7 separate regions of the Homo sapiens genome follow, and regions 2, 3, 4, 5, 6 and 7 are each linked to region 1. Evidence: chromatin loops called from intact Hi-C (ENCODE). Cell type or tissue: heart left ventricle. All regions are shown on one strand. Region 1 overlaps ADGRL1 (adhesion G protein-coupled receptor L1). Region 2 has its middle 59 kb from the start of LINC01842. Region 3 overlaps ADGRL1 (adhesion G protein-coupled receptor L1). Region 4 has its middle 59 kb from the start of ADGRL1. Region 5 overlaps LINC01841 (long intergenic non-protein coding RNA 1841). Region 6 has its middle 45 kb from the start of LINC01842. Region 7 overlaps ADGRE5 (adhesion G protein-coupled receptor E5).

Region 1 (4,000 bases):
ATCAGTGTATAGGTAGCGTTTCTTTCTCTCTCTCTCTCTCTTTCTCTTTCTTTCCTTTTCTTTCTTTTCTTTTTCTTCTTTCCTTCCTTTCTCTTTCTTTCTCCGTTTCTCTTTTCCTTTCTCTTCTCTTTCTTTTCTTTCTTCTGATGGAGTCTCAGTCGCCCAGGCTGGAGTGCAGTGGTGCGATCTCAGCTCACTGCAACCTCCGCCTCCTGGGTTCCAGCGATTCTCCTGCCTCAGCCTCCTGAGCAGCTGGGACTACAGGCGCTCGCCACCACACCCAGCTAATTTTTGTGTTTTTAGTAGAGACGGGATTTCACCTTGTTGGCCAGGCTGGTCTCGAACTCCTGACCTCGTGATCTGCCTGCCTCGGCCTCCCAAAGTGTTGGGATTACAGGCATGAGCCACTGCACCCACCCGGAGGCATTTCAAACCATGAGATGGGGTGAAACCTTCCAGGGAGTGAGAGAAAAGGTCTAAGGACTGAGCCCCTGGGTTCCCCATCATTAGGAGGTCAGATGAGAAGGAGCCAGCCATGAAGACTGGGAAGGAGTGGCTGTTGTGGGGAGGTGGGTGGTGTCCTAGACACAGGTATCTTTTTAAGGCAGAGGGGCCCGGAAAAGGATCCTTGTAGTTTGAGTAGTTATGCCTCTCTCTGAGCATGGGCAGTTCGTTGGTGAACTGACAACGTGAAATACACATGATGCAATTCCACCGTGTGTCAAGTTTGAAAGCACTCCCTGCCAGTAGCGTGTGGGAGTGTAGGAATGGCAATTGTAATGAGACATCACAGTGTAAAATTCCTGAGCTCTGCTCTAGTACAGCCTGGGGACAGACGTCTGGGCCAAGAAGGGCTTCTGTGAGACAGCATGGAACAGTGGCCTGGTCAGAGAGACTTGGGCATGCATCTGAGGGCTGTAAGCCTCAGTTTCCCCATCTGTAAAATGGAACTCTAATCGCTGTCTCCATCTGGGAGGATTTTGTGAGGATTCAGAGAAACTGCACATGAAATGCTCCACCAGGCCCAGGAACTTACCAAGGTCTCATAAACGTGAATGATTCTATAACTGTCAAGCCTCTGCCAGGGGTTCTGAATGCTCGAGTGCAGACCAGAGCCCATGGGGACGCCCCTGTGCAGATCTGCTCAACCATTTCTTTCTTTCTTTTTTGAGACAGAATTTCACTCTATAGCCCAGGCTGGAGTGCAGTGGTACGATCTTGGCTTACTGCAACCTCTGCCTCCCAGCCGGGTTCAAGCAATTCTCCTGCCTTAGCCTCCCAAGTAGCTGGGACCACAGGTGCTTGCCACCACGCCCAGCTAATTTTGTCTTTTTAGTAGAGATGGGGTTTCACCATGTTGACTAGGCTAGTCTCAAACTCCTGGCCTCAAGTGATCCACCCACCTCGGCCTCCCAAAATGCTGGGATTACAGGCCTGAGCCACCGCGCCCAGCTATTCACCCATTTCTTACTCCCCCACTCAAGAAGTCACACCACTCTTGTCATTCCAAGAAATCTTAATTTCTTTATTGTTTGACTTTTTGACTCAACAATTTTTTTAAAACTTTTTGTTTTTTTCTGAAACGTTCTTGTTGTTATGAGCCTTTTGTTTTGTTCTCGTTAAATGCACTCGACCCAAAATTGGTTTGGCATATCGAAAAGGAGACCAAGGAGGGAGGGGCTGGGGCGTGGGAGGTGGGGAGGAGGCCCGAATGGACAGAAAGTTGAGGATAAGAGAAGAGGAACATAGAGACAGCCAGAAAGACATGGGGAAAGAGTGTTGGAGACAGAGAAAGGGGAAGGCAAGGGAAAGCCAAAAGAAACCAAAATCCAGAGAAAAAGAATTAACAAGATTTAGGAGCAAACGAGTTCAGGAGCCTAAGGAAGGGAGTAGGAGAGGAAACCAAGACCCTTCTCTGTACCGTCCCAGCTGGGGTGGGGGCGTCAAGGCACCAGGTCTGGTTAGGTTGGGGGGACACCTGGGCTCTGGGGGCGGCTTTGCACTGGACTGCAGTGATGTCCAGCCCCAGCAGGGGGCCCTGCCACACAGCTCTGAGGCCTGGAAGCCACCCGGCGATGCCGGCTGGAACAGGACCCGATACACCCTCTCTCCCTTTGATTGTCCGAGTCTGGAGAGATACAAGGAAGGCTGGGCAGGGAGGAAGTTGGCCTCTCTGTGTGCCTCAGCCCCCTGGAACTCTCCTGGCCCTCCTCCTGGTGTCGGGGGCAGCCACAGGCTGGGCTGCTTCCCGGGACAGGCCAGCTCCTCGCCTGCTCATGCCTCCTGCCCGCTCTTCACAGACCTCTGACCACCCCTCCACACAACAGAGCTCCCAGCCTAGTGCAGTCCGGGAAGGGCCATGGAACTGTCCCTTGCCCTCCTCAGAGTCGTCTGGCAAGACTGTCCCTGGCCTCACTTCTCCTCCCCATCTAGACTTCACCCATGGTCTTCTGGTGTAATGGGTTAGGCCTTTCTACCAGAAAAAGCCAGAGTTGGAACCCAACCCCACCTCTTCCCCACACCTGTTCCCTTACACGGGACAAACCACCATCTTTGGTCTGACCCCTTCTCCCCTAATTGATGGGGACAAGCCAGCCCCAGCTCCCCGGGAGAAGGGAGGGGCTTTCTAGCAGCAAAAAGGGTCCCTCCAGCCACCTACCTGTCCCCTTCCCCCCAGTTCCTTCCTAGAGCCCCTCCCCCTTAACCCAACAAAGTTCATGGCAGCAGCAGGCTGAGACCCGAAGATGTTTGAAAACTCATGGCACTTGTGAGAAAAGGAGGGGCAGAGAGATGGGGAGAGGTCAGAGCAGAGGTGGAGGGGCCACCTCTGGGGAAACGGCAATGCAGGGGCTGGGCTAGGGTGGCCTGGGGCTATGCTGCCCCTAGAGTTGAGGGAAGGGGGCTGGGGAGGCTGGCCTGACAGGCTGGAGAGGAGGGGGCCGGGACAGGTGCTCAGGACACATCCCGAGCCTGGAGCTTCCGGGGTCTGGGATTTGGGGTCAAGCCGCCCAGAACATGGGTGTCCCGACCCCAGCCCTGGCACCTGGCTTCGTCTTCCCTGCGGGAAGGTGGAGGATAGGGAAGGTGATCTCTCACCTTTGCCCCTCCCCATCCCCCAGACCGCCTTGCCGTTCCCAGCACCCTCCTCAGCCATACCCATGCCCTCCACAACCCCAGTGCCTCCCCATTTTCCTTCTGCCATCAACCTCTCTAGGTGGGAAATCAGCCCCATCTTCCCCGGCGAGAGTCCCCAGAGCAATATACAAGAAGCAGGAACTCAAAGGGACAGCGCAGCCATCTTGACAAAGCATCTTTGGGTGTGAAGAGGTCTCCCCCGGGCCGGTGGGGAGGGAAGGGGGAGACAGGCCTCTGGTCCTGGGGCAGGCAGTGAGAGGTACACGCCCCAGAAGGGCTGATGATGCCGGGCAGGCGGAGCAGGAAAGGAGGGTGCCAGGAAGGAAATGGGTTCTTTGTTTCGCTGTTGCATCTAGATTTTGTTTTCTGTCTCTGGATTGTAAAAAGCTGCTCTGGCGGCCCGCCCGCCCCGGCGGGGACTGGGGATGCACGTACACGGAGAAGTCCTGGCTGCCAGGCCAGCAGCGCTGCTCTGCTCCGGAGAAAGCCCGGGCTGGCCCGGGCCGCAGGCTCCCGGTGGCTTCAAGTGATGAGATTTTTTTTCTTTTCTTTTTTTTTTTTTTTGTCTTTTTTTTTTCTTTTCCATTTCGTTGAAATATTTACAGCAATGGGGAAGGAGGAGGAGAGAGGAAGGAGTAAGAGGGCCCCCTAGGGAAAGATCCAAGCCCAGGACCCACTCCCCAGGGAGATCCAGACCCAAAATCTGCTCCCCAGATAGCCGAGCCCACAGGACTGGGAACTGCCCAAATATGGCCACCCCTGTGGGCTGGGGGCCCTGCGGGGAGTTGTGCTTCATCAGGAGTCGCCCCAAGGGAGGGGGTCATTGGGTGCACTGGGAGGCAGAGGGGGCAGGTTTGCTTGCGGG
Region 2 (4,000 bases), 130 kb after region 1:
TCACCCTGACCTCAGTTTCACAACAGAGGCCCAGTTTGCATACAAACCTAGGTGAGGTCATGAAGGGTTCATAGCTTGCAGCCATAGAGGCTGGAAATCAATGCCTAGTACATCCCTGGCAGCTCAAGGAGTCAGCTCATTTCTGTTCATTAGAGATCACAGAATCATCACGTTCTCTCTCTCTTTTTTTTTGAGATGGAGCCTCGCTTTGTCACCTAGGCTAGAGTGCAGTGGCGCAATCTCGGTTCACTGCAACCTCCGCCTCCAGGATTCAAGCGATTCTCCTGCCTCAGCCTCCCGAGTAGCTGGGACTACAGGAATGTGCCACTACGCCCCGCTAATTTGTTTGTATTTCAGTAGAGACGGGGTTTGACCATTTTGGCCAGGCTAGTCTCAAACTCCTGACCTCAGGTGATATGCCCACCTCGGCCTCCCAAAATGCTAGGATTACAGGTGTGAGCCGCCATGCTTGGCTATTCTTTTTTTTTCTGAGATGAGATTTCACTGTCCTCCAGGCTGGAATGCAGTGGGGCAATCATAGCTCACTGCAGCCTCAAACTCTTGGGCTCAAGCCATCCTCGGCCTCCAGAGTAGCCGGGACCACAGGTGCACACCACCATGCCTGGCTAATATTTTTTTTTTTTTACTGCTTGTAGAGATGGGGGTCTCACTATGTTGCCCAGGCTGGTCTCAAAACTCCTGGGCTCAAGCAATCCTCCTGCCTCAGCCTCTCAAAGTGCTGGGATTACAGGCGTGAGCCGCAGCGCCCCGTCCTGCTCATTTCCTTTTATTACCAACAATTCTCCATTCTTTATTTTTAATATCCCCTTCATTCACCAGGGCTCAACTTTGTCATCCAACTTTTATTGCTTTGTGGGGAGGAACGCAACCAAAGAGACACTGGGAGGCAATGACCTCATGGAACAAGGAAGCTGTGTTGGACATCTGGAATGGAGTTGGATTTCCACCATGGCCCAAAACACTTCCAATTCCTCCTTCTAGCATGTTTCGAACCCTGTGGCCAACACTGCCATTTGTCACCTTTTTGAATGTGTTGGATTATCTGTTAGCCTATCTACATCTTGTTTTCCTGTGTATTTCAGGGGCTGGAATTCTGGCAACTACTCCTTGTCTAAGATTCTGTTGCCAGGAGGGTTACAGGGTGGATTCTATAAATGAGGAGCATCAGATCGTCGTGGTGGCTCACACCTGTAATCCCAGTACTTTGGGAGGCCAAGGCAGGCGGATCGCTTGAGCTCAGGAGTTCGAGACCAGCCTGGGCAACACGGTGAAAGCCCATCTCTACTAAAAATACAAAAAATTAGCAGGGTGTGGTGGCACATGCCTGTAATCCCAGCTACTTTGGAGGCTGAGGCGGGAGGATCACTTGAGCCTGGGAGGCAGAGGTTGCAAGTGAGCTGAGATCACACCATTGCACTCCAGCCTGGGTGACAAGAGTGACACTCCGTCTCAAAAAAAAAAAAAAAAAAAAAAGAGAGCGAGAACATGTGGCCTGCAAAGACAGAAATATTTAGATTCTGATCCTTGATGGAAAAAGTTTTCCATCCTCTGCTCTTGACTTCATTTGGTCATTCCCACAATGAATAAGTTAGTTCTAGGATCTTGGAGCAAACATGTCTGTATTAGTCTGTTTTCACACCGCTATAAAGAACTATGTGAGAGTGAGTAATTTATGAAGAAAAAAGGTTTAATTGACTCACAGTTCCGCATGGCTGATGGGGCCTCAGGAAACTTACAATCATGACAAAAAGTGAAGGGAAAGCAAGGCACATCGTACATGGAGGCAGGGGAGAGAGAGAGAGAGAGAGAGAGAGAGAGAGAGGAGAGAGAGAGAGAGAGAGAGAGAGAGAGAGAGAGAGAGAGAGAGAGAGAGAGAGAGAGAGGAAGTGCCAGACGCTTATCAAACAACCAGATCTGGTGAGAACTCATTGTCACGAGAATAGCAAGGGGGAAATGCTCCCGTGATCCAATCTCCTCCCACCAGGTCCCTCCCCTCGACACGTGGGGATTACAATTCTAGATGCGATTTGGGTGGAGACACAGTCAAACATGTCAGTGTTCTTTCTCTAAGGCTCCATTTTGTCCTCTGTAAAATGGGGTGAGAGGCCCCTACTTAACTGCACGAGCTTGCTCTGCAATTAAAATTGCATGTCATGGGCCAAGGGACTTTGAAAGTGGGACAGCTCCTGCAGGTGCTTTTGGCTGGAGTCACAGGATCCAAAACCCCCCAGTAATCCCCACATCTTTCCTTTCTTTTCTCTCTCTTTTCTTTTTTCTCTTTCTCTTTCTTTCTTTTCTTTCTCTCTTTCTTTTTCTCTTTCTTCCCCCTCTCTCCTTCCCTTCCCTTCCCTCCCTCCCTCCCTTCCTTTTCCTTTTTTCTGAGAAAGAGTCTCGCTCTTATCACCCAGGCTGGAGTGCAGTTTCGTGATCTTGGCTCACTGCAACGTCTGCCTCCTGGATTCAAGCTGTTCTCCTGCCTCAGCCTCCTGAGTAGCTGGGATTACAAGCGCCCACCACCACGCTCAGCTAATTTTTGTACTCTTAGTAGAGATAGGGTTTTGACATGTTGACCAGGCTGGTCTCGAACTCCTAACCTCAGGTGATCCGCCCACCTTGGCCTCCCAAAGTGCTGGGAATACAGGTGTAAGCTACTGCGCCCAGCCCTTTTCTTTCTTTCTTTTTTTTTTTTTTTTGAGACAGAGTCTCACTGTGTTGCCCAGGCTGGAGTGCAGTAGTGTGTTCTCAGCTCACTGCAACCTTCACCTCCCGGGTTCAAGCTATTCTCCTGCCTCAGCCTCCTGAGTAGCTGGGATAACAGGTGCCTGCCACCAAGCCCGGTTAATTTTTGTACTTTTAGTAGAGACAGGGTTTCACCATGTTAGCCAGGCTGGTCTGAAACTCCTTACTGTCAGGACTCTGAGCCCAAGCTAAGCCATCATAACCCCTGTGACCTGCACGTATACATCCAGACGGCCTGAAGCAACTGAAGAACCACAAAAAAAGTGAAATAGTCAATTCCTGCCTTAACTGGCTAATGGTGGATGACATTCCACCATTGTGATTTGTTCCTGCCCCACCCTAACTGATCAATTGACTTTGTGACATTCCTTCTCCTGGACAATGAGTCTCAGGAGCTCCCCACCGAGCACCTTGTGACCCCCGCCCCTGCCCACAAGAGAAAACCCCGTTTAACTGTAATTTTCCACTACCTACCCAAATCCTATAAAACTGCCCCACCCCTTTGCTGACTCCTTTTTTGGACTCAGTCCGCCTGCACCCAGGTGATTAAAAAGCTTTATTGCTTACAGAAAGCCTGTTTGGTGGTCTCGTCATATGGACGCATGTAATACTGACCTCAGGTGATCTGGCTGCCTCAACCTCCCAAAGTGCTGGGATTACAGGTGTGAGCCACTGTGTCTGGCCCTTTTCTTTCTTTTTAGTGGAAATGGGGTCTTGCCATGTTGGTCAGGCTGGTCTCGAACTCCTGGCCTCAAGCAATCCTCCCTCCTCAGCCTCCCAAAGTGCTGGGATTATAAGCATGAGCCACTGCACCCAGCTACCTTTCTCAGTTCTGCCTTAATGTCTCACGTGGCTGTTTTCCTTTTCTCTTGTGTATTCTTTCCTCCCCCTCTGTCTTCTTGCTTTTTTTTTTTTTTTTTTTTTGAGAGAGAGTCTCATTCTGTCACTCAGACTGGAGTGCAGTGGTGTGATCTTGGCTCATTGCAACCTCTGCCTCCCATGTTCAAACGATTCTCCCACCTCAGCCTCCCAAGTAGTTGGGACTACAGGCGCACGCAATCATACCCAGCTAATTTTTGTATTTTTAGTAGAGACAGGGTTTCACCATGTTGGTCAGGCTGGTCTTGAACTCCTGACCTCAAGTGATCCGCCCACCTCAGCCTCCCAAAGTGCTGGGATTACAGGCGTGAGCCACCGCTCCCAGCCTCTACTTGCTTTTTCCTTCTCACACCTCTCTCTT
Region 3 (4,000 bases), 48 kb after region 1:
GGGAGCCTAGGAAATTCATATAGGGAGTCAGGACACAAAGAGAGTGAGGAGGGAGGCAGAGATGGGGGCAAGGGCCTGAGCCACAGAACTTTAAAGAAACCATTTACAGGAAACAGCAAACGACAGGGTGAGCATCTAGCTGGGCTCTCCAGCAAGGAACCACCTGAGATGCCTGGGACAGTGACGGACAGCTCCAAGTGCCAGCCCGAGCAGCTTCCACGTGTAACTCATGTAATCCTAATAACCATTTAGGAAGGAGAGATGCTTGTACCCACAGTTTACAGAGGAGGAAAGTGAGGTCCTGTCATTGAAGAGATATACCCAGGGACACTCAACTGGTAAGGGGGCTTGAACCCAGGGAGGGCTGGCTCCCCAGGTTGGGCTTGGTGAGCTGTGGGGGGATCCTGGGGGGCCAGAAGAGCCCCCACCCCCGGGCCCACACTGTATTTGAGTGTCTATGCAACCTCAGAGCTGGTCACGCCTGGACGTTCTACACCTGGGAAGCCAGGTGAGCCCACACCTGTGTCCGTCCCCACCTTGCACCTCAGTAGTCTCTGGTCACCTTATTTGTCTTTCTTTTTTCTTTCCTTCTTTCTTCTCTTTTTTTTTTTTTTCCTTTGAGACAGCAGGATCTTGCTGTGTCGCCCAGGCTGGAGTGCAATGGTGCACTCTCAGCTCACTGCAGCCTCATCCTCCCAGGCTCAAGTGATCCTCCCAGCTCAGCCTCCCGAGTAGCTGGGACTACAGGCACACAAAACCATGCCCGGCTAATTTTTGTGTTTTTTGTAGAGATGAGGTTTCACCATGTTGCCCAGGCTGGTCTTGAATTCCTGGGCTCAAGCGATCCTCCCGCCTCAGCCTCCCAAAGTGCTGGGATTACAGGTGTACCCAGGAATCCATTGCACCCAGCCATAGGCGACCCTATCTCACCCATGGGAAACGGGGCTGCACACCTGCCTGTATGTTCGCATCTAAGCCCTGCGTCTGTCTCAAGTCAAGGGTCGGTGCGGCAGGGTGGGCCACTGAGGCCCAGACTCTGTCCTCGGGTGCCCTGTGATGGGGATGGGGAGAGCAACAGGAGGAGAAGCGGCTGCTGGGGGAGAGGGGGCGCCTCTAGCCTGCCCTAGCCTGCAGTTGCCATGGCAACCCTCTGCGTGCTCGAGTGGGTGGGAGTCTGAGTGCCTTGGGTGGGGGGTGGGGGAACCAAGGTGGGGATCTGGGATCTGGGCCCCCTTCATGGTCTCCTCCCTTCCTGGCAGCAGCCGGCCCCTCCACACACAGCCCTCTGGCTGCATCTCCTGCCTCCTGCCCACTCCCCAAACCCAGCCGCCCATGAGCCCGCCTCCTTCAGGAAGCCCTCAGGCATCCGGCAGGTCCATAAGGAAGCCGCAGGCCCTGGGGTGACTATGAAGGATCAGCTGAGAGTTGAAGCCCCTGAATTTCAATCTGCTGTGTAGCTTCAGAGCAAGCACTTGGCCTCTCTGAACCTATTTCCCCATTGCTGCTCAGGGACTAACAGACCTACCTCGCAGAGACAGAGCACGTGCCCAGAGAGGGCCCAGGTACATGATCCTCGGGCAGGGCAGGGTTCTCACAGCATCTCCAGTCCCTGCCCCATCCTCCAGCTCAGTGGATGGCAGCCCAGTCCCTCCAGGGGCTCAGGAACCGGACAGTCATCCTGGATCCCTCTCCCCTCACATCACATCCAGCCCCGTCAGGTCCTGTGGCTACTCCTTCAGAGTCCACTCACCTCTCGCCACTCCTCAGCTTCTCTGGTCCAGCCCCATCATCTCCTGGCTGGACCCCACTTCCCCACCTCACTGTCTACACCTCGTCTCCCTATCTATCTGCCACCCCTGTCCCATCCAATCTCTACCTCGAGGCGAGAACAATCTTTGCAAAATGAAACTGTCTACAGTATGTTTCCCCCAGGGCCACCAGAGGGCGCGTGTGAGCATCTAAGTCAGCCGCTTCCCTCCTCTGCTCAGAACCCTCCGTGGCTCCCACCTCACTCGACCAAAAGCCAAAGTCTGTATCATACAAAGGCTCTGCACTGGGCCGGATGTGGCGGCGCACACCTGTAATCCCAGCACTTCAGGAGGCTGAAGAGGGCTGATTGCTTGGGCTCAGAAGTTCCAGACCAGCCTGGGGAACATAGTGAAACCTTGTCTCTGCCAAAAATACAAAAAGTTAGCCAGGCATAGTGGCACACGCCTGTGATCCCAGCTCCTCGGGAGGCTTAGGTGGGAGGATCTCTTGAGCCCGGGTGGTGGAGGTTGCAGTGAGCTGAGATTATGCCACTGCACTCTAGCTTGGGCAACAGAGCAAGACCCCATCTCAAAAACAAAAAACAAACAAGCCCTGTACAATGTGAAACACCAGGCACTGTTCTGCCTTAGGGCCTCTTCACGGGCTGTTTCTCTCTTCCCCAGATCCCCTCACAGCTCCTCCTGCATCTTCCTTTTGGTCTTTCCTCAAACATCACTAGTTCAGCAAGGTCCTGCTGGCCCCCACACTCCTACACCATGTCCTGACTTGATTTCTCCATACCTATCACCAGCACGCCATGCATTTTATTTGCTTATGAACTCTCTGCTACTAGATGCTGGCTCTGCAGGGTGGGGTTTGCATACTACACTCAGCACAGCGCCTGGCACAAGCAGGAAGCTGAAATATAATTGTTCAACGAAGAACCTTTTAAAGGTCACCCTGGAGCTGGGCACAGTGGCTCATGCCTGTAATCCTAGCACTTTGGGAGACCAATGCAGAATTGCTTGTGTCCAGGAGTTTGAGACCAGCCTGGGCAACACAGTGAGATCCTGTCTCTACAAAAATTTAAAAATTAGCCAGGCATGGTGGCACACACCTGTGGTCCTGGCTACTCGGGAGGCTGAGGCAGCAGGGTCATTCAAGCCCAAAAAGTCAAGGCTGCAGTGAGCTATGATCATGCCACTGCACTCCAGCCTGGGTGACAAAACAAGACTCCGTCTCTAAATAAAATAAAATAAAGGTCACCCCGGCCACCAAGCAGCACTGGACTGCAGAGGGGTAGGGGTCGTTCAAAAAATTCCCTGCCCCCGCCCCCAACACCTTCTCCCTCATCTCCCCATCTATCTGCCACCCCGTCCCATCCAGTCTCTACCCTGAGGTCAGAACGATCTTTGCAAAATGGAAATCCAATTACACCCCTCCCTGCCTACAACCCTCCATGGCTCCCTATTGCCTGTGATGCTCTAACATGGCATCTCAGGCCCTGCTGTCCTGCCACCTTCCCATCACTTCTACTCAGCGTCTGTCTCTCTCTCACACACAGTTCCTTATTCTGCTCTCCCTCCAAAGGGCTCTGCCCAGAGGACAGCATTCGTATCTCTCATATCCACTCTCACAGCACACAGGGTCTCTGTGTTTTGCTCCCCTAACTGGACTTGGGCTCAGCTGTTAAATGTCTGTCTTCCCCACCATCGAGGGACTCTGACGGGAAAGTACCATTGTGGGTTGGGCTGGCTCTTGTTGCATACCCAACCCTGGGCAAGGAGTGGATGCTTATTCATTTGTTTAATGAATGAAGATGAAATAGACCCAAAAAGCAGATCATCTATTCAGTGGATGTTTACCGAGTTCCCAACTGGTCACAAGTGCAATGGAGGAAGGTGTGCTTGACAGGGGGTATACATGTAGGTGCAACTGTAGACAGGGTGGCCAGGAAATGCCTCCCCTAAAAAGTGACATTTCGGCAGAGGTCTTGAGGAGGTGAGCCATCTAGGTACCTGTGCAAAGAGCATTCTGGGCAGAGGAAACAGCACGTGCAAAGGTCCTGGGGTAGGAATGTGCTGAGATGTGGCTGGGGCCCTGCAAGCAAGGGGAAGAGTGGAAGGAGGTGAGGGCGGCTGGGGAGGGGGGTCACAGAGGCCATACAGGGCCTTGTGGACCTCAGGGAGGACTTTGGCTTTCTAGAGAGGTGGGAGCCATCGGGAATCCTGAACAGAGGGATGGGATCTGG
Region 4 (4,000 bases), 120 kb after region 1:
GAGACGGGGTTTCATACCTGCCATTGGTTTTTAAGATCTTATGTCTGGGCCAGGAATGGTGACTCACACATGTAATCCCAGCACTTTGGGAGGCCAAGGTGGGTGGATCACTGGAGGTCAAGAGTTTGAGACCAGCCTCGCCAACATGGTGAAACCTCATCTCTACTTAAAATACAAAAAGTAGCTGGGCAAGGTGGTGCACGCCTGTAATCCCAGCTACTTGGCAAACTGGGGCATGAGAATCACTTGAACCCGGGAGTTGGAGGTTGCAGTAAGCTGAGATCATGCCACTGCACTCCAGCCTGGGCAAGAGAGGGAGACCCTGTTGAAAAAAAAAATTTAAGGCCGGGTGCGGTGGCTCACGCCTGTAATCCCAGCACTCTGGGAGCCTGAGGCAGGTGGATCACCTGAGGTCAGGAGTTCAAGACCAGCCTGGCCAACATAATGAAACCCGTCTCTACTAAAAGTACAAAAATTAGCTAGGCATGGTGGCGCGTGCCTGTAATCCCAGCTACTTAGGAGGCTGAGGCAGGAGAATTGCTTGAACCCAGGAGGCGGAGGTTGCAGTGAGCCGATATTGAGCCATTGCACTCCAGCCTGGGCAACAAGATCGAGACTCCGTCTCAAAAAATAAATAAATAAATAATAAATGTAAGTGAGACCAGGTAGACTGGTGCATGCCTATAATCCCAGCACTTTGGGAGACTGAGGTGGGAAGATGGCTTGAGCCCAGGAGTCCAAGGCTGCAGTGAGCTATGACCGTGCCACTGCACTCCAGCCTGGGCCACAGAATGATAGACACCTTATCTCTTACAGAAAAAAAAAAAAAATCAAGTGAATGTTTCATTGAGTGCTTACTAAGTTCCATGCACAAAGGCTAAACACCTTGACAGACACTATTTTCTATAACAGTCACAAGAACCCATTTGAAAGAAAGGAGGGCTGGGCGCGGTGGCTCACGCCTATAATCCCAACACTTTGGAAGGCTGAGGCAGGCGGATCACTTGAGGTCAGGAGTTCCAGACCAGCCTGGCCAACAAGGTGAAACCCGGTCTCTACCAAAAATACAAAAATTAGCTGGGGGTGGTGGCTGGCGCCTGTAATCCCAGCTACTCGGAAAGCTGAGGCAGGAGAATCGCTTGAACCTGGGAGGTGGAGGTTGCTGTGAGCGGAGATCGTGCCACTGCACTCTAGCCTGGGCAACAGAGCAAGACTCTGTCTCAAAAAAGAAAAAAAAAGAGAAAGAAAGAAAGGAAGGAGGATCAAGGCACTGCAAGTAAGTGGAGGAGGAGGCAAGATTTCACTCCATCCTTTGCCGTGAGTACTGTCGGTATATCCCCCTAAGTTGTGCCTTGTCTCCATTTGACATCACCAAGCTTGTTATTATTGTGTCTAAACCACAAGCAAATTGGCTATAAGTGAGGGCCACAACCATCAGTTCAACTTGACCAGAATATAGTAACCACCCACCACATGCTAGACCTTATACTTGTCAAGGAAAAACAGCTCAGATCTCCCACCTTCCTGGAGCTTATAAGACTTCGGGGTCACCTCCTTTAGCTTATGCATAGACTTTTATTTTATTATTATTTATTTTCGAGACAGGGTCTCGCTCTGTTACCCAGGCTGGAATACAGTGGTGTGATCTTGGCTCACTGCAGCCTCAACCTCCTGGGCTCAAGTGATTCTCCTGCCTCAGCCTCCCAAGTAGCTGGGACCACAGGCATGCGCCACCACACCTGGCTACTTTTTGTATTTTTAGTAGAGATGGGGTTTCACCATGTTGCCCAGGCTGGTCTCAAATTCCTGACCTCAAGGGATCTGCCCTCCTTGGCCTCCCAAAGTGCTGGGATTACTTTCCAGGTGTGAGCCACCGCGCCCGGCCTGCGCAGACCTTTAAATATGCGCTTCAGTTCTTAGAGAGTTTTAACTGCACTGGATGCTAAGTTGAGTTTCAGATAAAGGTGTCAGAACAATGGCTGGGGGACAATAAGGTGCTGTTACTGGTGATGCCTTGTCTCGGGAGGGAGCAATTTTGGGAGTGGGAAGGGGACAAAAGAAACTGTAGTCCCTAGGGATAAGGGCTGAAGCCCTGGTCCCCAAATGCTTGCATTTGGATCCCAGATTCATTATTTACTTGTGGTGTGACCTTGGACAAGGCCTCTCATTGTCCCGTGCCTCAGTTTCTCCATCTGTAAAGTAGACCTGGTCTTAGTAACCTGCTGCCTAGAACTGTGGTGCGAACTGAGGGAGCTATGCAAAGCTTTAGACAGTGACTGGTTGGCGGCAAGCAATCAATCAATGAAGCCTCCATCACAGTGATCCCTTGGGCTCCCCAGGGAGTAGCAGTTTGGAGGACCCAGATTCTGAACCCACAGAGTTGGTGTGGAAGAGGAAGAGGGAGCCTGGTGAGCCCCCCACTTACACCCCCAGAAGCCTTGGAGCCAAAGCAGCCGGACCCCAGCCCCAGCTTCAGAGGAGCTGCCTTGGGGGTGGGGCTGCCCCGGGGCTGGCCCAGCCCCAGCAAGCTTGTTAATTACTTCTCAGGGTCACGGTCTTAAGGAGCCCCTCCGAGGGGATCTTTGCCCAGCCCTCTGTTTATTGATCGCATCTAATCTCTCCGCAGGCGGGCGGGCCTCTAAATCCTGCTTAACTCTCGGTTCCTGCCCTTTCCGGGCAGGGAGGCCCCCGGGCTGGGTTTAGCTCGCAGCGAATGAGGGCTGGAAAACTGGAGCGCATTGGGAGACCTCTAGGGCCCCCCTAAAACAGAGAAGGGATGGTGGGTTCCCCCCCCACCCACAAGCATCTCGGGACTCCCAACACCTACCCACCTGTGGGCGAGGACACCGCTCGTTTTTGCCCCTCCCAATCCCCGATCTTGGAATCCACTTCTTGTGGCTCCAGAATCCAGGTAGACGGCCCCCACTTCCCCCTCGGCCAGCCCTGGCCTCCCTTGGTCCCCATCAGGGGAAGGAGGATTTGGGAGCTGGGGAGCCGCCCTGACTTGCTGTTCTCCTTTCCTTAAAGAAACCAGCGCCGCTGGAGGGAGTGGAGCCCCTGGCCCCCGGCCTGGCTCGGCTCTTTGCCGAGGTGATTAGGATGCGTCCTCCGAGGGCGCACGGCTTTAACCCGAGTTGCCAGCGCTTTTCGGGCCCCGGGCGATGTCGGTTGTTCAGGGGGCTCTCTGGGTGCCTGGCTGGCCTCCGTTCCCACCTTTGAAGTGAGCTCTGGTTGGATGGTGGGAGGAGCGGGGGCGAGGCGGGGTGTTCTGCTGGGCCGGGTCTGGGAGGAATTCGCGGGAAATGCGGGGGCTTAATGGGGGAAACAGAGGCAGTATCAAATAGACGGCCTGCTGACATTTTTAAAAATGTTTTTACAATTTTTGTTTGTTTATTTTTTTTGAAACCAGGCCTTGCTCTGTTGCCCAGGCTGGAGTGCGGTGGCGTGATCATAGCTCACTGCAGCCTTGAAGTCCTAGGCTCAGGTGAGCCTCCCACCTTGGCCTCCTGAGTAGCTGGGACTACAGGTGCATGCCACCACGCTATGCTAAATTTTGTTTTCTTTCTCGGTAGAGAAGGGGTCTCACTATGTTGCCCAGGCTGTGGCAGGCTGAGCATGAGTGGCTCATACCTGTAATCTCAGCACTTTTGGGAGGCTGAGGCAGGATTGCTTGAGTCCAGGAGTTTGAGACCAGCCTGGGCAACATAGTGAGACCCTGTCTCTACAAAAAAAAAAAAAAAAAAAAAGGCAGGTATGGTGGCACACCCCTAGTCCCAGCTACTCGGGGAGCTGAGGTAGTAGGATCACTTGAGCCCAGGAGTTTTGAGTCTGCAGTGAGCTATGATCGTGCCACTGCACTCCAGCCCGGGCAACAGAGTGAGACCCTTTCTCAAAATAATAATAATAACAATAAAATATAAAATAAAATAAGAAACAAAAACTTGGAAGACAGAGCAGCCTAGGTTCGAATCCTGCCTCCACCACCCAGCACTGGGAGATC
Region 5 (4,000 bases), 200 kb after region 1:
GGAGCTTGTAATTAAGGCTTCAGAGGCACCGACTTAATTACTACCTTGTGAAGGGTTAATTACCCCTAATTGTTCAGGAATCAGGCAATTTTTGTGCCTTCAGAGAATCAAAATATTTTCCCTTCCAGAAGTGCCTCCTCCCTTTTGCTTTTTCTAATTTCCCTGCAAGGAGGGGCACGATGGGCTGGGTGGGGTCCGGAGGATCGGAAACCACCAGTCTCCCCTCAGAGAACACACTTGCCGGGCCTGCCGCAAGCAAGAGCGGGATTCAGAGGAGAGAGGTTCCCAGCCAGCTCAAGGCAGGAAGACTTCCTGGAAGAGGTGGCCATGGGTTGGTCTTAAGGACCCCAAGTCAACCTCCCAGGTAAGCCAAGGGCTCCTAGAATTCTGTGCCACCTAGAGGGTAGCAGGGCCTGGGGAAGCTGGAGCTGATGGTTTCAGGCATGGGAATGCTGCCTGGAGTCTCAGTTTCCTCACTTGTTAAATGGGGCCAGGGCTGCGATGAGCCAGGCAGAGTGAGCAGGGAATAAAGGCTGCCCTCGGAGATGAAATCCTGGTGGGCACCGAGAAGACATCACTCATCTGCAGCTCATCTAGCTTGTTGCTCCTCTGCCTGGGTTTGTAGTAATGTAAGAATTAGGGCCCACCCACTTCCCAGCCCTCATCTCCCTGCCTTCCTCCTAACCCCCTTGATGGGCTTTGAACACACCGCACTGGTTCCCAACTCAGAACTTTTGTCCCTGGTGTTCCCCCTGCCTGGCTTACTTTCCCCCCTGATGGTGCTGTGTCTGAGAAGCTTTTGTCCTGAAATGTCACCTCCTCCAGGGAGCCTTCCCTGACCACCCTCTCTCCCCTGAACCACTCCTTCCTGGGAATTCTCCAGCTTATCACACTTCTTCTTTTTTTTTTTTTTTTTTTTCAGGTGGAGTCTCGCTCTGTCGCCCAGGCTGGAGTGCAGTGGCGTGATCTCTGCTCACTGCAAGCCCCTCCTCCCAGGTTCACACCATTCTCCTGCCTCAGCCTCCTGAGTAGCTGGGACTACAGGCACCCGCCACCACACCCGGCTAATTTTTTGTATTTTTAGTAGAGACGGGGTTTCACCGTATTAGCCAGGATGGTCTCCATCTCCTGACCTCGTGATCCGCCTGCCTCGGCCTCCCAAAGTGCTGGGATTACAGGCGTGAGCCACTGCGCCCGGCCTTCTATCTCTCTTTTGCTCTCTCTCTCTCTCTTTTTTTTTTTTTTTTGAGATGGAGTCTCACTCTGTCACCCAGGCTGGAGTGCAGTGGCATGATCTGGGCTCACTGCAACCTGTGCCTCCTGGGTTCAAATGATTCTCAGGCCTCAGCCTCCCGAGTAGCTGGGATTACAGGCGCACACCACCACACCTGGCTAATTTTTTAATATTTTTAGTGGAGATGGGGTTTCACCATGTTGGCCAGGCTGGTCTCGAACTCTTGACCTCAAGTGATCTGCCCACCTCGGCCTCCCAAAGTGCTGGGATTACAGGCATGAGCCGCTGTGCCCGGCCCTTGCTCTCTGTTTTTACAGAGACAGGGTCTCACTCTGTTGCCCGGGCTGGAGTGCAGTGGTATGCTCATAGCTCACTACAGCCTTGAACTCCTGGCCTCAAGCGATCCTCCAAAGTAGCTGGGACTATAAGCACGCACCACCACATCTAGATAATTTAAAAATAGTTTTTTGCAGCGATGGGGTCTTGTTATGTTACCCAGACTGGTCTCAAACTTACGGCCTCAAGAGATCCTTCTGCCTCTGCCTCCCAAAGTGCTGGGATTACAGGCATGAGCCACTGCCCCTGGCCACACTTTTACCTCTCTTATGTAAATTGCCTTGTTTAGATCCTGGCTGGGTGACTCAGGGCCCAGTATCCTCATCTGTGAAATGGGGGTGATGACAACAGCCTCCTCAGAGTTCCAGACCTGACTGTGGTGGCCGTGGGGGTCCGGTGGGTTGAGACCTTCTTCTATGGCCAAGGAGTGGACTTGGGGGAGCAGGGCAAGTGAGCCAGGAGCAGGGGCCAGAGGGCCGGAGCAGGGCAAGTGAGCAAGGCTCAAGTGATGGGTCAGTCAGAAGGGGTTAGAGGACTGACATGGTGTCTCACGCCTGTAATCCCAGCACTTTGGGAGGCTAAGGCGGGCAGATCACTTGACATCAGGAGTTCGAGACCAGCCCGGGCAACATGGTGAAAGCCCGTATCTACTAAAAATATGAAAATTAGAGGCCGGGCGCGGTGGCTCATGCCTGTAATCCTAGCACTGCGGGAGGCCGAGGTGGGTGGATCAGGAGGTCAGGAGTTTGAGACCATCCCAGCCAATGTGGTGAAACTCTGTCTCTACTAAAAATACAAAAATTAGCTGGGCATGGTGGCATGCGCCTGTAGTCCCAGCTACTCAGGAGGCTGAGGCAGGAGAATCGCTTGAACCCGGGAGGCAGAGGTTGCAGTGAGCCTAGATTATGCCACTGGACTCCAGCCTGGACTCCACTGGCAGCCTCACAGAGGGAGACTCCATCTCAAAAAAAAAAAAAAAAGAAAGAAAGAAAGAAAAAAAGAAATTAGCTGGGCATGGTGGCGGGCACCTATAGTCCCAGCTACTCAGGAGGCTGAGACACAAGAATCACATGAACCCAGGAGGTGGAGATTGCAGTGAGCAAAGATCGCACCACTGCACTCCAGCCTGGGTGACAGAGCGAGACTCTGTTTCAAAAAAAAAAAAAAAAAAAAAGGGCGTGGTTAGAGAGGAGGCAGACTTGGGAACAATGGGTATACTGTTATGACCTCATTTTATAGATGGGGAAAGTGAGGCCCCAGAAAGGTGAAGTCACTTAGCGAGGGCACGCAGCCCTCTAGTGGGGGAGCCATAATTCATTCCCATACTGGGCAGAGTCCCCCACACAGAGTGGGGGAGGGGATGGCAGGGGAAGGCGGAGGAGGGAATGATGGGTGGAGAGCTGTTTGGCAGAAAGGTGAAATACGGTTTTGATTCAGCTGTGTTGGAGGACATAGTGACTCTGCCAAGATATAGTAGAGATTAAATTAGGCGCGCTGGCTTACGCCTGCAATGTCAGCATTTTTGGAGGCTAAGGTGGGCCGATCACTTGAGGTCAGGAGTTTGAGACCAGCCTGGCCAACATGGCTAAACTCCGTCCCTACTAAAAATACAAAAATTAGCCAGGCATGGTGGCAGGTGCCTGTAATCCCAGCTACTCGGGAGGCTCAGGCAGGAGAATTGCTTGAACTGGGAGGCAGAGGTTGCAGTGGGCCAAGATCATGCCACTGCACTCCAGCCTGGACCAGAGTTGGTCCTGAAAAAAAAAAAAAAAAAAGAGAGAGAAAGGAGGAAGGAGGGAGGGAGAGAAGAAAGAAGAGAGTGAGCAAGGGAGGGAGGGAGAGGTGGTTGATTGGGGAAGACTATTCTAGTTGCAAGTAAAAAATCCAAACCCAAACTGGCTTAAAGAAAAAATAATGATAATTTATTGGTTTGTGTCATTGAAAAGTTTAAGATATGTTGGCTTCAGGGACAGCTGGATTCACGGGCTCAAACAAAGTAATCTGGCTGGGTGTGGTGGCTCATGCCTGTAATCCCAGCAGTTTGGGAGGCCAAGGCAGGAGGCTTGCTTGAGCCCAGGAGTTTGAGACCAGCCCGGGCAACATAGTGAAACCTCATCTCTATAAAAAAAAATTAAAAAATAAGGAGGGAGGATCACTCGAGCCTGGGAATTGAGGCTGCAGTGGAACCATGATCGTGCCACTGCACTCACACCTGGGTGACAAAGTGAAGCCCTGCTTCAAAAGAAGAAAATAATAATTCCTGGGCTCCCTCTGATTGGACAGTTTGGGGTCACATGTCATTTAGGAACCAATCACAGTGGCTAGAAAGGATAGAATGAGTCCATGAGCCACTCCTGTTGATGAGGGTGGGGATGGCCCTACAGACCTCAGTAGACAAAGAGTGTAGGCAAAAGTGACAATTTATTCAAG
Region 6 (4,000 bases), 140 kb after region 1:
TTCACAGGTTGCAGGGGCCAGAGTGTGGACACATCCTTTTGGGGGGCCACCATTTGACACACTATATTCCCTCCTGGAGCTGCAGCCCTGGCCGTGAAAGGAAAGGAGAGGAAAGCAAGAAGGAAGGGGCCCTAGCACCACCCAGACCCCCAGAACATGACGCTGGTGGGGATGGAGGAGAGGTAGAAGGAAATAGGATTGAAGTCTAAATCAAGGCCCCAGCTTGGGTCTGGACATTCCTTGTTTTGAATTGAAGCCAAGCTGCCCTGTGACTAAGGCGACTCCAGGAACATCTGTTATCTGAGATGAACAGAGAACAAAGTCATAAGGCTAAGATTTTATCAAGGGGATTGCGGGGCAGGGGGGACACATTTCCCTGTGAAAAGCATGTTATAGAGATCATGACAGATCAGCCCTTGACCGGAATTCACACAATGCTGGTTCATTTCATCACAGGGACCACCTGACCCCCAGGATTGTTCTAGAAGGTCTTTTTCTCTACCATCTCCACACCAATCCCTCTCCACCTGCCGCTCCCACCTTCCACTGGGTCCCCATCCTCCTCTGGGCTGGGGCCCTGCCTGCCTGCCATCCATTCACTCAACAAACACTTATTATTATTATTTTTTGAGACACAGTCTCGCTCTGTCGCCCATGCTGGAGTGCAGTGGCACGATCACTGCTCACTGCAGCCTCTGCCTCCCAGGTTTAAGCAATTCTCATTTCTCAGCCTCTCGAATAGTTGGGATTACAGGCATGCATCACCACACCTGGATAATTTTTGTATTTTTAGTAAAGACGGGGTTTTGCCATGTTGGCCAGGCTGGTCTTGAACTCCTGGGCTCAAATCTGTCCGCTTGGCCTCTCAAAGTGCTGGTAGTTACAGGTGTGAGCCACTGCGCCCAGCCCTAACACTTATTGAGCACCTGCTGTATGCCAAGGGCCAGGGAAGGGGGCGGCATACAGAGCCAGGAGGGAACAGTGTGGAGGAACTTCCCTTTTGGAGCTGACTTTCCAGTGGGAGACCTGGGCGATGACAAGATGAACAAGGAATGAATATTCTGTGTTGTAGCCAAAAGCAGCCAGTGCAATGGAGAAAATACAGCAGCCTCAGGCCTGTAATCCCAGCACTTTGGTAGGCCGAGGCGGGCGGATCACTTGAGGCTAGGAGTTCAAAACCAGCCTGGTCAGCATGGCAAAACCCTGTCTCTACTAAAAATACAAAAATTAGCCAGGTGTCATGGAGCATGCCTGTAATCCCAGCTACTCGGTAGGCTGAGGCAGGAGAATCACTTGCACTCGGAGGTGGAGGTTGCAGTGAGCTGAGAGCACGCCATTGCACTCCAGCCTGAGCAACAGCGCGAGACCCCGTCTCAAAAAAAAAAAAAAAAAAAAAGCAATAAGAGTCTGTGGATGTTGTAAATTGGGTGTGTGTGCATCAGAGAAGGCTTCCCTGGGGAGGGGCACAAGTGAAGGGAGACCTGGAGGAGGTGAGGGAGGAGCCATGTGGATATCTGGGGAGGATGACTCAGGCAGAGGGAACAGCCTGTGCAAAGGCCCTGAGGCAGGATGTCTTTGGTGAGTTTGGAGAACAGTAAGGAGGCCCATCTGCTTGGAGAAAGCTGGGTTTTCTGGCCTCCGTGAGGACTGGAGTTTTGCTCTGAGTGAGGCAGTTGGTAAGGAGAATAATGCCCTCCTTCCCAAGGTATCTACTTCCTCATCCTAAACTTTCAAGATCTCATGGCCTGGGGAGGATAGGAGAAAGGGGCTGGTAACTGCTCCAGCGGGTTGATAAACATGGGTACTTCAGGGAGGCTTCCTGGAGGAGTGTCAAGCATATGACTGGCTTGAATTGCGGGAGAGGCAGGCTGAGCAGGGAGCAGGTGCCCAGGGAGAGGCAGAAGACAGGTCAGACACTTAAAAGTGTCTAAAGGAGAAAGACTCCTTTGGACACAGCCAGGCCCTGAGAAGCAGGGTTAGTGAATTGCTACCTCATGCAACAAAAGGGACTTTGCTGATTAGGTAATTAAGGATCTTCAGACAGGGAAATGACCTTGGATCATCTAATCACACAAGTCCTTAAAATGCAAGGGGGCGGCAGAGGGGAGTTGAAGGCTGTCATATGAGAAGGACTTGACTCGTCATTGCTGGCTTTGAAAATGGAGGGAGGGCCCACGAGCCAAGGAATGCAGGCAACTTCTAGAAACGGGGAATGGACAACCAGCAAGAAAACAGGGCCTCAGTTCTACAACCCCAGGGAACTGAATCTTGCACCCCTAAATGAGCAAAAAATAGATCATCCCCTAAAACCTCCAAGAAAGGACTGCAGCCTGCTGACATCTTGGTCTTAGGCAGGTGAGACCCTGAACCACATCTCTGACCTCTAGAGCTGTAGGATAATTTGCGTCGTTAAATAAATGCTAGCTAGTGACGGCAACCATGGGAAATTAACACAAGGTGGGAGCTTTCCCGGTTCTGAGCGGGAGGAGGGGGCGTGGCCTGATCAGGTGTTCGCTCGCGCCCTCTGGAGGCTGCGGAGGGAACAGGCTTCAGGGCCAGGCTGGAGACCTGAGCAAGGGTAGAGGGAACTGCACAGTCCAGGTGAGGGATGCTGGGCTGGACCAGGTGAGGGATGCTGGGCTGGACCAAGTGAGGGCCGGGGAGGTGGGGAAGAAATGAAGTCCGAGGTTTGAACGTGGATGGAAAGAGAAAAAAAGAGAGGACTCCAGCGGGGCACGGTGGCTCACGCCTGTAATCCCAGCACTTTGGGAGGCCAAGGTGGGAGAATCACTTGAGGTCAGGAGTTCGAGACCAGCCTGGCCAACACAGTGAAACACCGTCTGTACCAAAAATACAAAAAATAGCCAGGTGTGGTGCTGCACGCCTGTAGTCCCAGCTACTCAGGAGGCTGAGACAGCAGACTTGCTCGAACCCGGGAGGCGGAGGTTGCAGTGAGCCTAGACTATGCCATTGCACTCCAGCCTGGAAGACAGAGTAAGACTCCATCTAAAAAAAAAAAAAAAAGAGAGAGAGGACTCGAGTCAAGGATGACCAGAAGCCTCTGAGCTGGGAACTTGGAGTCTCCTGTTCCCTCCACCCCAACTCCACTAGTCCCTACCTCCCCTTGGCCTCACCTGCCAGCAGTTGTCCCAGGCGGAGGCCACATGCTTCCCTCTCCTCTGAGGCCTTGCCCCTGCCTGTGACCTCTCACTTGTCATATCTGCTGTCTCTGTTCTCAAGACAGGAAGTCAGATGGGAGTTGAAGACGGCTGGGACCTGTGAGTCCCCAGGCCCCCAGAGGGATTCCGGATTTGAGAGTCGGCCTCCTCCCTCCCATCCAAGCCCAGCCCTGCCAAATCAGCTCCCAGCTCACTCCCTGGTCTGCACCTCTTTCTCTGTCTCTTTCTCTCTCTGGAATTTTCATTCTCTTTTTGGTAACCGAATTATCCCATCTCCACCTCTCACTGGGGGCCGCCCGCAGAGGCGTGGGCGAGGAGGGGCCCGGGTCGCAGCGCGAGATATTAAACCATCAATCACCCGCCAACGCCGACTCCCCCGCACCAGGACCCTCCATTGGCTCCACCTGGAAGCAGACCAGCTCCAGTGCAGGCCTGGAGGCCTGGGGACCCCATCAAAATGGGAGGCCTTGGAAGAATCTCACAGGCCCTGCATCTACCTGGGCAGGTGCCTGGGTGCAGATCGGCCTGGCTCAATGCACAGACAAGGTGTCCTGGGTTCAAATCCACAAGCTACTTCTTATCCACACGTGGGAGCCACTGCATTGTTCTGTGTCTTGGTTTCACCACCTGTAAAATGGTGATAACAGCCGGGCATGGTGGCTCATGCCTGTAATCCCAGCACTTTGGGAGGCTGCGGCAGGCAGATCACCTGAGGTCAGGACTTCGAGACCAGCCTGGCCAACATGGCAAATATATAAAAATCTCTACTAAAAATATAAAAATTAGCCAGGTGTGGTGGTGTGCCCCTGTAATCCCAGCTA
Region 7 (4,000 bases), 260 kb after region 1:
CAGTAGGCGCTCGGTCAATACTCATCTAGTAAAAAGCAGCCCTCTTAGACTCAGCCCAAGCCCAGGACCTAAGAGTGAGCTCCAGGCCAACCTTTCTGACCACCCCCATCTGCCCACAGGACGTGATGCCTGGGCCACGGCAGGAGCTGCTCTGTGCCTTCTGGAAGAGTGACAGCGACAGGGGAGGGCACTGGGCCACCGAGGGCTGCCAGGTGCTGGGCAGCAAGAACGGCAGCACCACCTGCCAATGCAGCCACCTGAGCAGCTTTGCGATCCTTATGGCTCATTATGACGTGGAGGTAAGTAGCTGGAGGCATCCTCAAGTGCCCACAGGTAATGAGGTCCAGCTGCAACCAGACAGGCAGCTAGTTCTCCATGGAGCCCTACTGGTTGCTCAGATATATCTGCATGGTTGCACAGCCCAGGTGTCCCCACGTCACACCCTTCGCAGCCTCTTCCTTTGGCCTCTTCTCTACAACCCAGCAACTATACACTGGGTGCAGCCACTAGCTCCGCTCCTCTGCCTGTCCATCCCGTACCAGTTGTGAGATGTCAACTAAAAGCTCCCCATGGAGAGCATTCCAAGGGGGCACCACTTGCCCGTTTTTTTTTTTTTTTGAGACGGAGTCTCTGTCGCCCAGGTTGGAGTATGGTGGCACAATCTCAGCTAGTGAGGTTCAAGGGATTCTCCTGCCTTAGCCTCCCGAGTAGCCGAGATTACAGGCGTGCACCACCATGCCTGAGTAATTTTTGGTATTTTTAGTAGAGACAGGGTTTCACCATGTTGCCCAGGCTAGTCTCAAACTCCTGACCTCAGGTGATCCACCCACCTCGGCCTCCCGAAGTGCTGGGCTTACAGGTGTCAGCCACCGCACCCGGCCTCTTTTTTTTTTTCTTTTGGACAGAGTCTTGCTCTATCGCTTAGGCTGGAGTGCAGTAGTGTGATCTTGGCTCACTGCAACCCCCGCCTCCGGATTCAAGCGATTCTCCTGCCTCAGCCTCCCAAGTAGCTGGGATTACAGGTGCATGCCACCATGCACCGCTAATTTTTGTATTTTTAGTAGAGGCGGGGTTTCACTATGTTGGGCAGGCTGGTCTCGAACTCCTGACCTCAGGTGATCTGCCCCCCCTCAGCCTCTCAAAGTGCTAGGATTAGAGGCATGAGCCACCACACCCAGCCTGGAGCACCACTTTCTGTACGTGACTTCAGTAGGATCCATCGTTAAGCTGGGCCTTGTCGAAAACTGCAATTAACCAGGCAGAGAAGGGGGGCGCCTGTGGTCCAGGCCAAAGGCCCAGCAAGCACAAAAATGTGAAATCCCTAGACTCCCCTTCCAGCTGGTAAGTGTGGCCAGATCTAGGAGGGACAAGGGAGGAGGTCAGAGAGGTGGGCCCGTCAAAGTGTGGGGGGGAAAAGGGACCACAAAGAGGGCAGGAAGGCCTCATGCCCTGAAGGAACCCTGAGCACCCGGTGCCACTCCTAGGACTGGAAGCTGACCCTGATCACCAGGGTGGGACTGGCGCTGTCACTCTTCTGCCTGCTGCTGTGCATCCTCACTTTCCTGCTGGTGCGGCCCATCCAGGGCTCGCGCACCACCATACACCTGCACCTCTGCATCTGCCTCTTCGTGGGCTCCACCATCTTCCTGGCCGGCATCGAGAACGAAGGCGGCCAGGTGAGGTCCCGCCCCGCTCCCTCCTGAGCTCTGGGGTCAGGGAGGCCTGGGAGGGGTTAGCCCCGCCCACTCCCGGGGCTCAGTCGGGTAGGCGGGCCCTGGAGGCATGAGGCCCCGCCCCTGTCCGGGATCTGGCCCCGCCCACCGGGGGGTCGGGTTGTCTCTTTAAAGGGCGCTGGCTTTGGAGCTGCCTGGCCACACCCCGAGTGCCCGCTCGCTTCTGAGCGTTGTTGGGGGTGGGCCCTGGGGGGAAACCTGGCCCCCGCTCCAGACCCGCCCACCCTCCGGCTGTGGTCCCGCCCACTCTCGGGACCTGGCAGGCGACTGGCTCTGGCGCCGCATGCCCCTCCCCGCGCTGACGTCGCTCCGCCCCTCCGTCCCCGCCCCGCAGGTGGGGCTGCGCTGCCGCCTGGTGGCCGGGCTGCTGCACTACTGTTTCCTGGCCGCCTTCTGCTGGATGAGCCTCGAAGGCCTGGAGCTCTACTTTCTTGTGGTGCGCGTGTTCCAAGGCCAGGGCCTGAGTACGCGCTGGCTCTGCCTGATCGGCTATGGCGTGCCCCTGCTCATCGTGGGCGTCTCGGCTGCCATCTACAGCAAGGGCTACGGCCGCCCCAGATAGTGAGTGCAGCGAGATGGGGCAGGAGGAAGGCGGGGTGCTGGGCCTGGGGCTCACAGGCAGTGCCACACACAATGTCCGGCCGCCCTCCGTTCCGCTCCTGGCTTCCTGGGGCACTGATGGGACCCCTCCCTTCCCTCCTAGCTGCTGGTTGGACTTTGAGCAGGGCTTCCTCTGGAGCTTCTTGGGACCTGTGACCTTCATCATTTTGGTAAGTACCCACTCTCCCTCCACCGAAGCCCGAGCGCCACAGGCCCAGGCCCGGCTGGACCATCGCTCTCGCCCTCTAACCCACAATCTGCTCCCTGCCCAGTGCAATGCTGTCATTTTCGTGACTACCGTCTGGAAGCTCACTCAGAAGTTTTCTGAAATCAATCCAGACATGAAGAAATTAAAGAAGGCGAGGTGAGAGGAGAGGCTGGAAGGACTTGGAGGCGGGGCCGGGGTGAGGGGCATGAAGCTGGAGGTGAGGTGGGGGCCCACGCTGCAACCCCGCTCCTCGCAGGGCGCTGACCATCACGGCCATCGCGCAGCTCTTCCTGTTGGGCTGCACCTGGGTCTTTGGCCTGTTCATCTTCGACGATCGGAGCTTGGTGCTGACCTATGTGTTTACCATCCTCAACTGCCTGCAGGGCGCCTTCCTCTACCTGCTGCACTGCCTGCTCAACAAGAAGGTGGGGGCCTGGGCACAGTGGCGCACGCCTGTCATCCTCCCACCTATTTGGGAGGCTGAGGTGGGAGGATTGCTTGAGCCCAGAAGTTGGAGACCAGCCTGGGCAACATAACCAGATGCTGTCTTTACAAAAAAATTCAAAGATAGCCAGGGTGAGGCGCCTGTAATCCCAACAGTTTGGGAGGCCGAGGTGGGCAGATCACCTGAGGTCAGTAATTCAAGACCAGCCTGGCCAACATGGTGAAACCCTGTCTCTACTAAAAATACAAAAATTAGCCAGGCATGGTGGCACACGCCTGTAGTCCCAGCTACTTGGGAGGCTGAGGCAGGAGAATCATTTGAACCAGGAGTGCAGTGGGCCAAGATGGCACCATTGCACTCCAGCCTGGGTGACAGTGAGACTTGTCTCCAAAAAAAAAAAAAAAAGCCGGGTGTGCTGAATACCCATCTCAGCTTCTCAGGAGGCTGGGGCAAGAGGATCACTTGGGCCCAGGAGTTCAAGGTTGCAGTAAGCTATGATGGTGCCACTACACTCCAGCCTGGGTGACAGGGGGACCCGATCTCAAAAAAAAGACAAACACAAAAACACCAAGAAGGTGGGGCTGAGGGCAGAGCATGGGGAGGAGCGTGCATGGTCCCAGGGCCTGCTCCTGCCCTGACTTGGTGTCTGGGCCGGCAGGTTCGGGAAGAATACCGGAAGTGGGCCTGCCTAGTTGCTGGGGGGAGCAAGTACTCAGAATTCACCTCCACCACGTCTGGCACTGGCCACAATCAGACCCGGGTAAGGGGCTGCGCCTGGGGCGGGTGTGGGCAGGAAGGCACCAGGGCTAGCGGGGCTCAGGCCTCTGGGCTCTCCTCTCCAGGCCCTCAGGGCATCAGAGTCCGGCATATGAAGGCGCATGGTTCTGGACGGCCCAGCAGCTCCTGTGGCCACAGCAGCTTTGTACACGAAGACCATCCATCCTCCCTTCGTCCACCACTCTACTCCCTCCACCCTCCCTCCCTGATCCCGTGTGCCACCAGGAGGGAGTGGCA

The links. A loop is a pair of places that touch in the nucleus more often than their neighbours do. Peaks named below come from ENCODE experiments on the same cell type or tissue, not always from the same donor. Only the 100,000 strongest peaks of a DNase experiment are listed, where the experiment ranks them.
Region 2: a loop joins it to region 1, with 2.1 times the contacts of the local background. A loop is called at or near these places in 18 of 110 quality-filtered maps.
Region 3: a loop joins it to region 1, with 2.4 times the contacts of the local background. A loop is called at or near these places in 27 of 110 quality-filtered maps.
Region 4: it touches region 1 in a loop (2.0-fold over the local background); 2 of 110 quality-filtered maps call a loop at or near these places.
Region 5: a loop joins it to region 1, with 4 times the contacts of the local background. A loop is called at or near these places in 82 of 110 quality-filtered maps.
Region 6: a loop joins it to region 1, with 5 times the contacts of the local background. A loop is called at or near these places in 17 of 110 quality-filtered maps.
Region 7: it touches region 1 in a loop (4-fold over the local background); 46 of 110 quality-filtered maps call a loop at or near these places.

The regions. Positions count from the first base shown.
Region 1 is chr19:14,146,239-14,150,238 of GRCh38, forward strand. It overlaps ADGRL1 (adhesion G protein-coupled receptor L1), which reads right to left. Exons shown (of 23, transcript NM_014921.5): 23 at 1,505-4,000. All of the region lies in intron 1 of ADGRL1-AS1 (ADGRL1 antisense RNA 1), which reads left to right. Among named protein-coding and RNA genes, the nearest start is that of ADGRL1-AS1, 11 kb to the left of the region's middle. RefSeq lists an enhancer at 1,640-2,383. In heart left ventricle, a CTCF peak has its summit at 2,042 (motif pointing right); DNase peaks (open chromatin) are centred at 2,053, 3,014 and 3,533; H3K4me3 peaks cover 1,026 bases; H3K27ac peaks cover 1,950 bases.
Region 2 is chr19:14,273,023-14,277,022 of GRCh38, forward strand. No RefSeq gene overlaps it. Among named protein-coding and RNA genes, the nearest start is that of LINC01842, 59 kb to the right of the region's middle. In heart left ventricle, no CTCF peak of the experiment used is centred here; no DNase peak of the experiment used is centred here; H3K27me3 peaks cover 803 bases.
Region 3 is chr19:14,194,281-14,198,280 of GRCh38, forward strand. The region is part of intron 1 of ADGRL1 (adhesion G protein-coupled receptor L1); the gene reads right to left. Among named protein-coding and RNA genes, the nearest start is that of ADGRL1, 9.9 kb to the right of the region's middle. In heart left ventricle, CTCF peaks have their summits at 1,925 (motif pointing right) and 2,134; a DNase peak (open chromatin) is centred at 1,961.
Region 4 is chr19:14,262,843-14,266,842 of GRCh38, forward strand. No RefSeq gene overlaps it. Among named protein-coding and RNA genes, the nearest start is that of ADGRL1, 59 kb to the left of the region's middle. In heart left ventricle, no CTCF peak of the experiment used is centred here; no DNase peak of the experiment used is centred here; H3K27me3 peaks cover 2,085 bases.
Region 5 is chr19:14,350,741-14,354,740 of GRCh38, forward strand. The region is part of intron 1 of LINC01841 (long intergenic non-protein coding RNA 1841); the gene reads right to left. Among named protein-coding and RNA genes, the nearest start is that of LINC01841, 11 kb to the right of the region's middle. RefSeq lists an enhancer at 1-252. In heart left ventricle, no CTCF peak of the experiment used is centred here; no DNase peak of the experiment used is centred here.
Region 6 is chr19:14,286,493-14,290,492 of GRCh38, forward strand. No RefSeq gene overlaps it. Among named protein-coding and RNA genes, the nearest start is that of LINC01842, 45 kb to the right of the region's middle. In heart left ventricle, CTCF peaks have their summits at 2,494 (motif pointing left) and 2,693; no DNase peak of the experiment used is centred here.
Region 7 is chr19:14,404,264-14,408,263 of GRCh38, forward strand. ADGRE5 (adhesion G protein-coupled receptor E5) reads left to right here. Exons shown (of 20, transcript NM_078481.4): 13 at 120-299; 14 at 1,485-1,676; 15 at 2,068-2,294; 16 at 2,437-2,503; 17 at 2,606-2,697; 18 at 2,798-2,966; 19 at 3,645-3,746; 20 at 3,829-4,000. The coding sequence ends at 3,858. Among named protein-coding and RNA genes, the nearest start is that of DDX39A, 13 kb to the right of the region's middle. RefSeq lists enhancers at 892-1,521, 1,094-1,388, 1,522-2,151, 3,534-3,763 and a silencer at 1,666-2,185. In heart left ventricle, a CTCF peak has its summit at 2,097 (motif pointing left); DNase peaks (open chromatin) are centred at 2,028 and 3,785; H3K4me3 peaks cover 465 bases; H3K27ac peaks cover 675 bases.